2 separate regions of the Homo sapiens genome follow, and region 1 is linked to region 2. Evidence: chromatin contacts called from ENCODE Hi-C data. All regions are on one chromosome and are shown on one strand. The core of a region is the stretch at or near the end of the contact, and the rest is flanking DNA. Distances in the headings are between cores, read along the strand shown.

Region 1 (5,658 bases), core at 2,132-4,631, 1.6 Mb after region 2:
AATTGGAAACACTGGTTATTTTACCAAGGCTTTCACTGAAATGACATGCTTTCAAATATAAATAGACTAGGGAATCAAAGTTGACTTATAGAGCCCATAAGAGTCCTTTAGGAAAACTGGCCTCATAGTCTATGCAGTCCCTATACAGAGTTCCCAATCTGTGGTATGTACAGAATGTCACTTTCTTTTTATTTTTTATTATATTTATTTATTTTGAGACAGGGTCTTACTCTGTCACCCAGTCACTGCAACCTCCACCTCCCAGGCTTATGCAATTCTCCCACTTCAGCCTCCTGAGTATCTGGGACCACAGGTGCACACCACCATGCCCCACTATTTTTTTGTAATTTTTGTAGAGACAGGGTTTCACCATGTTGCCCATGCTGGTCTCGAATTCCTGGGCTCAAGTGATCTGCCCGCCTTGGCCTCCCAAAGTGCTGGGATTACAAGTGTGAGCCACTGCACTCATCCAAGAATGTCACTTTCTAACAGGCCCAGAAGCTCCAAGTTATCCTGGGATGTCCAGAGGAGAGGAATTCACCCAGTTTATACAGGTATTTGCAGCCCAGCCTGCTCAAGGCTTTAAAAAGTCTCATCTGAGATTCCTTATGGAAAAAGTTCCAACAAAGCCAATTTAAAAGATAATTATTCTTGCTGCACTTTATACACATAATAAGGCCAAGTATAATAAAACTAAAACTTATTTTACAAATTGGTCCTACCTTGATTCGTCTCTGATAAAAATGAGAGACTGGAGAGAGAAATATTATAATACACCTGCTGGTAGACTCTAGTCTTGTCTGTTGTGTTTGAGTATTTTTAAAATATTATTTTCTGCTGGGTGTGGTGGCTCATGCGTCTAATCCCAGCACTTTGGGAGGCTGAGGTGGGCAGATCACTAAGGTCAGGAGTTCAAGATCAACCTGGCCAACATGGTGAAACCCCTTCTCTACTAAAAATACAAAAAAAATTAGACAGGTATGGTGGCATACACCTGTAGTCCCAGCTACTTGGGAGGCTGAGGCATGAGAGTCGCTTGAACATGGGAAGTGGAGGCTGCAGTGAACTGAGATCAAGCCACTGCACTCCAGTCTGGGCGACAGAGTGAGACTCTGTCTCAAAAAATAAATAAAAATAAAATATTATTTTCTACAATTTGGATTTGATCTTAAAACCTTTCTGGGCTACAAGTCTCCAAAATAATGTTTTCAAATTTTTCTCCCATTTTTCTGACTTATACTCAATAGAATTCCTACTACCTTTTTTTCTGAGGCCCTGCAAGCTGAAGCTTATTTCTTGTGATACAAGCAAGAAGAACATGTCACATTGCCACTGCCTTCCTCCTCTGTAACTAAAGATGCTTTGAGTCTAACATCTGGATAGATTATACCAACCATTAACGTTTGTTTTTCTTCTGTTTCCATAGAAATGCCTCTTATTAAAAGTCTGTTGCCTTATATTTCAGACAACAGGAGACTATTCACTTAGATTCCAAATGGCATCTAATCTCTTCCTACAATCATTATTAAACTGAGCTTAAGCATTTTATTAGTTATCACTGGGTGCTATTTGGCTTTTAAAATAATTATTTGTTATATTCAATAGGGGTACAGTTGTTAAAGTTTATGTCTTCCAGGCTTCAACTATTCCAAGTCCCTTCAAGTCTGTAGAACAGTCGGTGAGAGATTTCCATGCCCCCCGGGGTTAAGCAGGGATGACAACCCTGTTCAGCAGGAAGTAGCTTTAGAAGATAAGATCTTTGGCCCTTTCTCCTTAAGAATAAGGAAGGTAAAATCTTATAAGGGGAAATGAAAAACAGTAGAAATGGGGCTTGGCTTCAGCTCACCCACACTAGAGCATTTTTTTCATGCATTTCCACTCATGACAAACCCACACCACTACCTTACTGCTAATAGTCCTTTTATTTAAAGAATTCCAATGACTGGCCTTAGGAGATAACCAAGGTTGAGAGTGTCCCACCTTGGAGAGGAATGTTGAACAATTGATTCACAGCCTTGTTGCCGCAAACCAGACCATTGGGTGGCCCATTACTCAAGACAACCCTGGCAAACAGATAATGCTGACCTGCATAAACTACCCCTAATTTGTTGTGCTCTTTTAGGAGAGTCAGTCAGGGAATTCTCTCATTCTCTTATGCTGCCTCCCTTATGCTCCGGCATAAGCTCCAATGAAGCCTTGCCTGGAGAAACTCTTTTGGCCTCAGGTCAATTTGCATTGAGAGACCAAGAACCCATGGTCATAACAAAATGAGGTACTGCCCCAGGCAGTTTGTTTTATTGAAGGTACCTGTTGAATCCTAGAGCCTAAACTTTACTTCTCCCAAACCACTTTCTTCATGCATTCAAAACTGGACTTGTTCCACTAAGTCTGCATCTGGTACAGAGACTTCTTGATGTTTACTTAGGCAGTGGCCCATAAGAGTGCTCATTGAAACACCAATCATCATTCATTCATACTTCAATAAATAACTTGTATGGAGAAAAGAGGCTGGGCATGGTGGCTGACGCCTGTGATCCCAGCGCTTTGGGAGGCACACAGGAAGACTGTTTGTGGCCAGGAGTTCAAGACCAGCTTGGGCAATATAGGGAGACTCTATCTCTACAAAAAAATTTAAAAATTAGCCGGGTGTGTGGTGGCACACGGCTGTAGTCCCAGCTACTGGGGAGGCTGAGGTAGGAGGATTGCTTGAACCCAGGAGTTTGAGGCTGCTGTGAGCTATAATCGTGCTACTGCATTCCAGCCTGGGCAACAGAGCGAGACGAGAGAGAGAGAGAAGAAATGTGTGTGTGTGAGAGAAGAGAGAAGAAATGTGTGTGTGTGTGAGAGAGAAGAAATGTGTGTAAGAGAGAGAGGGAAAGGGGGAGGGAGAGAGAGAGAAAGAGAGAGAGAGAGAGAGAGAGATTGATTAACCAAGTCCTGGAAGGCAGCCGTGGTCAGAAGTGGGGTTCTGGAGAGGGTGGGAGGAAAGGAGGTGTGCCTAGATTTGAGGGAGATCAAATTTGGAAGGTAGGCTGCGGTCAGTACACACATTTACCATTGAAAACATTGATGTCACCATTAACATGCTCTCAGAGCTTGAAGACTGCGAAAAAGGTCCGGAGAACTGGCATGACTTTTAAGTATGCACCTTGGGTTTGTTTCTCACTTGCAGCCAGGCAGAGCGTCCTCCTCTAGAGGGAGCAGGGAAAAGAAAAAAAAAAAAAAAAAAAAAAAAAAAAAAATCAGGCGATCGCATTCTGTCTAATTTTGAGCCGCGCCTTTTGCCGTCCGCCATCACGTGCCGGCCCGCTGAGGCCGCGTTGATAGGTGGGGGCGACTGGGCCAGGCGCCGGGGCAGGAAGGGAGGCGGCCGCCGTGCCATTCTTAAAGGCGCCCGAGTGTAGGCGACAGGCCGCTGACGGCCGGAAGGAAAATGGTGAGTTGCCGCTGGGAGGGCGGGGGCCGGAGGGCTGGGCGAGCCGGCCAGCCGGGTTTTCCCGGTTTCCGGAGCCGGCGGCGGCGGGCAGCGCCCAGGAGGGCTCGGCGGCCGCTTCCGCTCCCAGCAGCTGGCCAGTGCCCATAGCTAGAGTACTTGGCCTCTGCCGCCGCCACCACGCCTCAGGGCAGCATCTTCCAGCTGGGCCCGGGGTGGACCCGCCCAGCGGGCCATGGGACTAGGGTGCGGCCACGAGCAGGGGGGTTGGGGAGGCCCCACGCCAGGTCCTTCTGGTTGGAGGGCTTCAGCTTCTGAGCTGTAGGTTGGAGGGAAAGGGGTCTGCCCCATCGGAGGGCTCCCTCAATTCCTGCTTTCCCTGCCAGGGCCGTGGCCAGGTTCCAGGGGTTGGTGGGCCCCGAGCATCTTCCACCTGGCGGCGTTTTGGGGGAGGACTCGAATTCCGATTGAATTCTCTCGGCCTCACCTTAGCTTCTTTCTCTCTGCTCCTTTCCCTAGCTTCCTACAGAGGATTTCTCCTTATCTTTGCTTTCCTATGGCAGTTGGAAACCTTTCGACCCAAAGCTTTGGCACTGGGCCTTAAAGTAATTGTCAATAACTTTAGTTTTGTTGGTTCTGGGGGCTGTGGCTTCTGTTCTTACATGGGATGGACCCCAAGCATAAAAATAAAGTGGAAAATTAAATAAATCGCCATCAAGGATCTTTTGGATCCATCCCATTAGGTTTTAAAATATGGGTAAATTTCATTAGAAACAACAAAACACTGCTCTCTGTGACCATCCACTCAATTCTCAGCCCACTTTCATCGAATAGATCTTGTCATGGTCACTGAATCGAATGGATTCTTTTCAGTTTTCGTCTTCTCTGACCTTTTAGCTGCATTCCAGAGTGTTATACTCTCTTGTTTTTGAAGCATTCTCTTCCTTCATTCTTCCCCTTTGGCTTCTGGGATACAGAGCTCCTCCTACTTCTCCTATTGGTCCATCTGTTTCCCTTTCAGACTATTCTCCTTTCCCTGGACAATGCTCGAAGGAGTCCCAGGTTTCATCCTAATCCTTCATTTTCCATTCTGTATTCTTCATCCTAAACTATGGCTTCAGTTACCATCTATATTCAGATGACTTGTGAATTTACAGCTCAGAAGACCTTGCTTCTGAGATCCAATCCAGATCTGTATGTACTTTTTTTTCTTTGAGTCGGAGTTTCACTCTTGTGGCCCAGGCTGGAGTGCAATGGCGGGATCTCGGCCCATTGCAACCTCCGCCTCCCAGGTTCAAGCAGTTCTCCTGCCTCAGCCTCCCAAGTAGCTGGGATTACAGGCATGTGCCACCACGCCCGGCTAATTTTGTTTTTTTGTTTGTTTGTTTTGAGATGGAGTCTCGCTCTGTCGCGTTGGTTGGAGTGCAGTGGCGCGATCTCCGCTCACTGCAAGCTCCGCCTCCCTGGTTCACGCCGTTCGTTCTCCCGCCTCAGCCTCCCGAGTAGCTGGGACTACAGGCTCCCGCCACCACACCCGGCTAATTTTGTTTTTGTATTTTTAGTACAGACGGGGTTTCACCGTGTTAGCCAGGATGGTCTCGATCTCCTGACCTCGTGATCCACCTGCCTCGGCCTCCCAAAGTGCTGGGATTACAGGCGTGAGCCACCGCGCCCGGCCCTAATTTTGTATTTTTAGTAGAGACGGGGTTTCACCATGTTAGCCAGGATGGTCTCGATCTCCTGACCTCAAGTGATCCACCTGCCCCGGCCTCCCAAAGTGTTGAGATTACAGACGTGAGCTACCGCGCCTGACCCCAGATCTATATATTAATATTTCAATATTTAGTTACCATTCCCCTGGGAAGCTTTTCCTCCACTTGGTCTCCTCAAAGCCACCTCAGTTTGTCCAAAGTAGAACTCATGCCCTTTCTCCTCAAACCTAGTCTTCTGTCTGTTATACAAGACAATCTGTTATACCAGCCAGAAGCCTAGTATATCTGGTAACCCTTTTTTTTGCTTACTCACACCCCACCCCCACCCCCAATATCCAATCTGTCACCACCTCCTTTGTAGTGGTTAAGAGAGTGAGTTAAGATAGGCTGCCTGGGTTGAATCCTGGCTCCACTAGCTATGTAATTGGGGAAAGATACTTAACCTCTCTAAACCTTAGTTTCTTGCAAAATGGGAGTAATAATAGTATCTGTTTCGTGAGATTGTTTTGAACA
Region 2 (6,425 bases), core at 2,474-4,973:
CAGTTCTAAATTTTTATCATGAGATCATCTCCTCTTTATGCTGGTTATTTCAGTCTATTTAGCTAAATTTCAAAACATCACTGTCTTTCTTAAACTTGGAACATAAAGTTTTACACAATTTAAATGCTCCCATGGGTAACCTAACACCAATGAGTCAAACAGATGTATATCATTACAACTTTTTTAAACATTCTGTTTTTACGCACATCTTCATAAAAAACAACCACAGCATTGATCTTTTCTGCTATTAAAACAACTGTCAGGGAACTTAGAATATGTAACTAAATAGTTTCTACATTTGCGCCAATGAACAGAATTACTGAGCACAGACCAGGAAGGGCTCTTGAAGCCTACCTAATCCAATCATATTTTGCAAATTGATAAAGAAACAGAGAGGAGGAGGAGGAATTAAGCCAAAGTCACAGAGCCAGTCAGCAAGAGAGAAGGGCTTATTCAGGTCACCCACCTGTAAATGCATGTTCTTCCCACTATACCAAACTGCCTCTCAAATCCTGAGCCACTTCCCTAACCTTAAAACGTAAGTTTAAAATTATAGCAAAAAGACCTGCTGGTTAGACCAGTCATTTTTCTCTACCTTCAGTTAAGTAGTGGACACAACAAAGAGTTGTGGCTATGATACATTAACTGGCTGGAATCATGAAATAATTAAATTCCACTAATCAGCCCAGAAAGTGATGAGCTCACTAAAATCCTAGCTATGTGGAATCTCTTAATAATACTGTGTAACACACAAAAAGATATAGAAGTATTTAGATATGGATATAGACATCTATCAGCTCTTCATTCTGCTCTCCAGGATTTCCTAGTAATGTTTCACTATGACATTCGAAAGTGAGCAAAAAGGACAGTCACATAACCATTAAAAAAAAAAAAAGCACTGAATTTGACAAGCAAAGCTTCTATCAATACCAAATATTAGGCATTTTTAGATCTCAGGAATCATCTCATTATTCAGAAAATCTACTTGAAATTTTCTGTTTTCCAATATTTATACCCCAGAGGACATAAAGATAATATCATAAAGATGATATTAATTCTATGTGAATGTTATTGTTGTTTTAAGATGAAGTACACTGTCTCAAATCCTAAGGGTGGAATATGAATAAGGTTCTCTCTAAAAATCTTCCTACCTAGTCACTCTTTCACCTGCACTCTTCAATGTGTTCAACATTGGTAAACAGTCAGAAACCTACCCTCGAAAAAAGAAAAATACCACAATTCAAGTATTCAAAAACCAGACTAGCATCCTCTACTCACATTTCACCTCCTCAGAGAGAACTTCCCTCACCTTCCAGCCGAAGAAACCAATACCCACCTAAGCAGTCACTCTCCAAGTTTATCAACTCCTCTTCAGAACTTGGCTGCACCTGAAATTGTCACTTATTACTCCTCTATTTGCATGTTTCTTTCTGTTTATGCCTGTCACTCCACTCTAAAAGGAAAGTTCCCTGTTCTCACTGCATCAGCAATGCCTAAACAGCACAGGCACAGAGTAGGTACACAAACGACGGTTGAGTGTCTCGCCCCCTAAGTGCCAACTATGTCATACTTTGGTCTCCTGGAAAAGCATTAGCAAAGGGCAGACCATATGCAACTGCAACGTTATATCCCGGGCTCCTGTGGAGTGAGACTATGATACTAGGACAATCCAGGGTTTCAATCCTTTCCGTGGCTTCGGAATGCCCTGCACTTCCAGCTATGAACACAAAACCTCTCCAGGCCCACTCGCTGCTTTTCTGAAACATCTCAACAATGATTTCCTCAAAAGGAAATAATGAAATAAAGTTCTGGCATACGTTAATCTTCCGCGTCAAGTTCACAGTGTTAAACACACTGAAGCCAGCCACACAAACAAAACCAAACTCCACAAGATTAGGTTGGGCTGAAGTTACATAAGACAGACTAAACTGCGGCTTTTCTCCTGTCATTCCTCCCGCCTTCCTGTGAACCCTGATATTTGTCTTTGAAGTGCAATTAAGATGTAGGTGAGAAAAACACTTATCTGCAAACAGCTTCAAAATAGGTAATGAGATTTCCAATACCACCCCCACTTAATGCACTAGCAACAAAGTCAGGAAGACTGGGAAGCTTTGAGTTGTGCGGTGTCTGGAAGCTTCCCTCAAAAACTCCTCTCTTTAAATTATTTTTAAGTCAGCACTTACTTCAAGGCACTCACTTATCAAAACACGTTTTGCAAAGTTCCCTGAGTCTTCCCACAGCCATGACTCCTCATATGTGTGCTAAGCCTACCTATCAGCGCCGAGGATGTTCTGAATACAGGTCTTTCAACGCAGAAGGACAAAAGCGCGGGTTCCCAGAGCGACACATCCAAAGGAAAAAATAATCCTTTCTTCAACACTAAACCCAAGTTGTTCCTTCCCCCCAGTTTCCTGCACTTCCCCCTTCCCCCTCCCCTTTCACTGCCCACTATATCCAGTTTTAAGCCCGCAAAGCCTCTCTCCTGGCTTATTAAGGGTAAACAATAGAAATGTCACAAGGAAACTCAGGAAGTAGATGAAGTCTCTAATTGCTGCCGTTTAACGATTGTACATAATTACTATCTTCAAGATGCGGCTTTCACCAGCAGAGAGGGAGCCGAGGCGGGCGAGGCTGGCGAGCTCCCCGCAGCCGGGAGGGCATCAGCGAGGCCGGGACCGGGGGGATACGGCCCGCGCCCCGGTGCCAGGCCCCGAGCAGCCGCATCCTGTCCCTCCCCTCCAGAGCACTCCAAGCGGGGAGAAGCGGAGGGCCGGCCGGCCCGGGTCACACACAGTTCACTGCTCTCGGGCTGCGGCGGCCCGCGGCGGTCATCGGAACAATTTGCAAAGCGCAGCCGGGGATCCCACAGCCCGCGGCGGCCCAAGCTCACGGCGCCGCGCTCGGAGTTCGGGGGCGCGGGTACCACGGTCCGCGAGGGAGGTGGGAAGACGGGGCTCCGCGCCGGCCGGCCTCTCAGCTTCGGGAAGCGACCCCGCGAAGCGCCCGCGACCGCGGCGCCTCACATGGAGTCCCTGCCCGCCCTCCCCGGCCCGGACGCGGCGCGCGGGAAGTGGAGCCCCTGCCCCCGCCCCCACGATACGGCCGCGGACCCGGTGCCCGGCGCTGCCCCCGCTGGGTCGCCCGAGTTCTGGCCACTTCCTCCGCCGCGTCCTCCGCGCGGACAGCGCAGCCCGGCGTCCGCCGCAGCACCCCGAGCGCGCGCCGATGGGGCGCATCCCGCCCCCGCGCCGCCGTCCGGGCCCTGAGAGCCTCTCCTGCCGCCCCGAGCGCCCCGGCGGTCCCCAAAGAGCACCGAGCCACCCCGCCAGCCCCGCTCCAGGATGCGGGCGCTCCCCGCCCGCGCCGCTGCCCGGGACCAGGGACCCCAGGACTCACCCGAGCACCACCAGCTCCCCGTATTTCACTGGCTCCTTATTGGGGGCGCAGTGTTCCTCCTGGCCAGGGGAAAACATGGAGCCCCGCTCGGCCGCCGACGCCGCCGCCGACGCCGCCGCCTCCGCCGCGATCCCCGCCGAGTCCGCGCCGCCGCTACAATCCCATCCCGAGAACGGGGTGAGCGCGCCGGGGAAGGGCACGGCGGCGAAGGGGGCGCGGGGCGGCCAGTCCCGCTGCTGCTCCGTCGTGGCTGCGCGGCTGCTCCGCCTGACTCCCCGGAGCTCCGCGCGCCGCGGCCGCCCCGAGTCAGAGCCGGCAACAAATGGGACCCGGCAGCAGGGGGACCTGCCTGCGCTGAGCGCCGCCGCCGAAGCCCCGCGGGAGGGAGGGAAGGAGGAGGGAGCGGGCGCACGAGAGGCTGGGGCCGCGCGGGGGAGGCGGGGGCCAGCGCGCGGGCAGGTGGGAGCCGCCCCGCCCCACGCAGAGCCAGGCGCCCGCCCCCGGCCCGCGGGGCGCCCCCTCCCCCGGCGCGTGGGGCCGTCCGCGCCCACTCCCCGCCCCCCTCGGCCCGGCGGAGGCTCGGCCCCTGTGTTATGTAAACATAGAGTAAAAGGGAAAGGAAGTTCTTAAAGGAGCAGCTCTGTTTTTTTTCCTCACTTCCTTCCCCAAACTTAGAGCGCGGGGTCCTCAGCCCTCGCCGCCTGGTTCTTCAGCCGCGAAGGCCCGCGGGAGATCCTGGAAACGAGCGGCCGCGGTTCCCAAGCCCACGTTTTCCTGGCTGGAGTTCGATGGGATTAACTTCCTCTCCGAGTAGAATAGCGCTCTCTCGACGTCACTGTGTCCCGGCTTACAACTAGAGGTGTCGCACACACCCACTTGGGTGCCTCCCCTTCCAAAACCAAGCAGAAAGGCGTCTAGAAAATTAGAAGGTTTTGCCAGTTGGTGCTGGCGTAGAGGACGTTTCGAAGGCGCTTGGAGCACCCCACCGTTGCACTGGATGTAGCTACCCCGGCTTGTGGTCAATAGAGCTCCACCTGGCTTTTGGGGGGTGGCGGGGGGATGGGGGAAGAGTTGTTTTTTAATCCATACTTTATCCACTTTTCCTGTGCCTTCTTTCCATCCCCTAATACATACAAGGGGAAATTACCTGGGTGGACTTTTTAGTGAACGTAAATGTTCCTTTATGACCGTGATTTAATCAATGCACTGTTTGCTTTCTATTCTTTTTAAACTAGTTATTGCTATGGCTTTAAAATATCGTAGACTGTATAGTTTTACTGACTGCTGTTTTTCATCATACAGGATTTTATTGTTCTAACATTTATTAAGCACTCATAATGTGCTAGAAACTCTACATATTATTGCGAGTCATTGCCTCTCAACACTGTTAAATATTTAAAGAAATAAATACTGCAGAAGCTACCCTGTGTATAGTGACTGGTTGGCTATGACCCGAAGCAAAGGGCTAGAAAAAATAATAATTGCATCTGTAACCTTCCATTCCGCTGTGCTGCACCCCTTGTGTAACATTCTCTGACAGGTTATTACGGTAGTGACATGATGTTTCTGATAATTTTACTTCAGTTAGGAACTGATTTTTTTAATTGAGGTTTTAGAAATAAATTATTCCAAAGTAACTAAAGCCACACCACTGGTAAGCCAAAAATAAACTTTATTAAACAGTTAACTTATTTCAGCTAACTATAGAAATTCTGTATTTCAAATGAATATTAGTTATTCTGCATATATTACGTATTCTCTATATTTTTTATATGTAATAAAAAATCTGTTACAGTTTTAACCAGCACTCCTTCACTAAAGGGATAAATCATGTCTCCTCCCCAGTGTTGATGTAAATTTCTTTCAAATTTCTGCTGGATTAATGTTGTCTTCATGTACTCTGTGCATCTACTTACCACATAGATTGTATGACTATCAAAGATCTGTCAGAATCATTCTGCAGTTGCGCCGTCACGATTACGATGATGCCTGCCTCTGTCACCCTAGCTTCTCTAGGCCTCCTCTGTTGCTGCTTCTGCTCTCTAGGCTACCATTACCTCCTTCCTTCTCTCTTGGCCTGCTGTGCCTGTGTGCGTTGCATTGCATTATACTGTTCTGGCTGCATTTCCTCCTTGCTGTGCTTCGCATCTGCTCTTAGGAAGATAGAAAGAAATATGTATTAACCTCCTACTAAGTTCCCAGCACTAGGCTGAGAGTTTCCCATAGGATATCCCAATCTTCCAAGGCCCCCCCGTCTAGCTATCTGCCTGTGGCACCCCTGACTTCCAGAGGGACATGTCTCTCTACTCTCCCAACATGTCTTTGAGAATGTTTATAGTACTTAATCAGGTCTGTCTTTATCAGACTGACTTACAGGAAGTGTTGTTGTGAATGAGTTTTTGTGTCAATGGAGGCTTTTTATCCTAGGCAGCTCAAGGCTAGATCAGCTCTGTGAATCACTCTGAGCCCTGAAAGCTTCTGACTGGTAAGAGCAATTCTATTGATCACAGTCAAGAATACATACAGGGACCAGGCATGGAAATCCAAATGAGCAAATGGGCTGAGTGAGGACTGTGGCACATTGGTAGGGTCTGTGCCGTCTACAGGGCTTATCTGTCACTCATCTCTAGCTGATTGTTGCCATGTGACAATGACAGTTCACTCTTGCTAGATGTAATTTTTCTAAAAGCCTCAAATCCTGATTACACCAAACCTCTCAATTTTTAACTGTTGGCAACTCATTCACACTTTCAATTTTCTTGAAACACAGCATGAGCCCATCAAAACTATGTCTGTTTTTCTAGACTCTATGTACCCAAGGTCCCCACAGTTGCTTTCTCTGATTTCAAGGAAACAGACATGAGTAAAGGTAAAAACACTTCTCAAATGGTATCAAATGGTAGGGCTGGGGGGATGGCAGAGTGGTGAGGGGTGTTAACTTGATTTTCTCAGAGCGTTGATGGCTTGTGTTCCTAAAGAAGCCAGCGTGTGACTTTCTCTGTGCATCTCTTATCAGAGTTATTTGCTCA

The links. Hi-C counts contacts between places; a loop is a spot of excess contacts on that map. Pooled maps may share reads with other maps.
Region 1: a pooled map shows a loop between it and region 2 (10-fold over the local background). The contact joins the promoter of GMFB here to the promoter of PELI2 in region 2. A Hi-C loop is called at or near these places in 7 of 50 pooled maps.

Annotation. Positions count from the first base shown.
Region 1 is chr14:54,486,703-54,492,360 of GRCh38, reverse strand. It overlaps GMFB (glia maturation factor beta), which reads left to right and starts at 3,381. Exons shown (of 7, transcript NM_004124.3): 1 at 3,381-3,436. The coding sequence starts at 3,434. RefSeq lists a silencer at 3,299-3,698.
Region 2 is chr14:56,115,709-56,122,133 of GRCh38, reverse strand. It overlaps PELI2 (pellino E3 ubiquitin protein ligase family member 2), which reads right to left and starts at 3,723. Exons shown (of 6, transcript NM_021255.3): 1 at 3,397-3,723. The coding sequence starts at 3,473. RefSeq lists silencers at 3,246-3,315, 3,606-3,865, 3,906-3,965 and an enhancer at 4,096-4,335.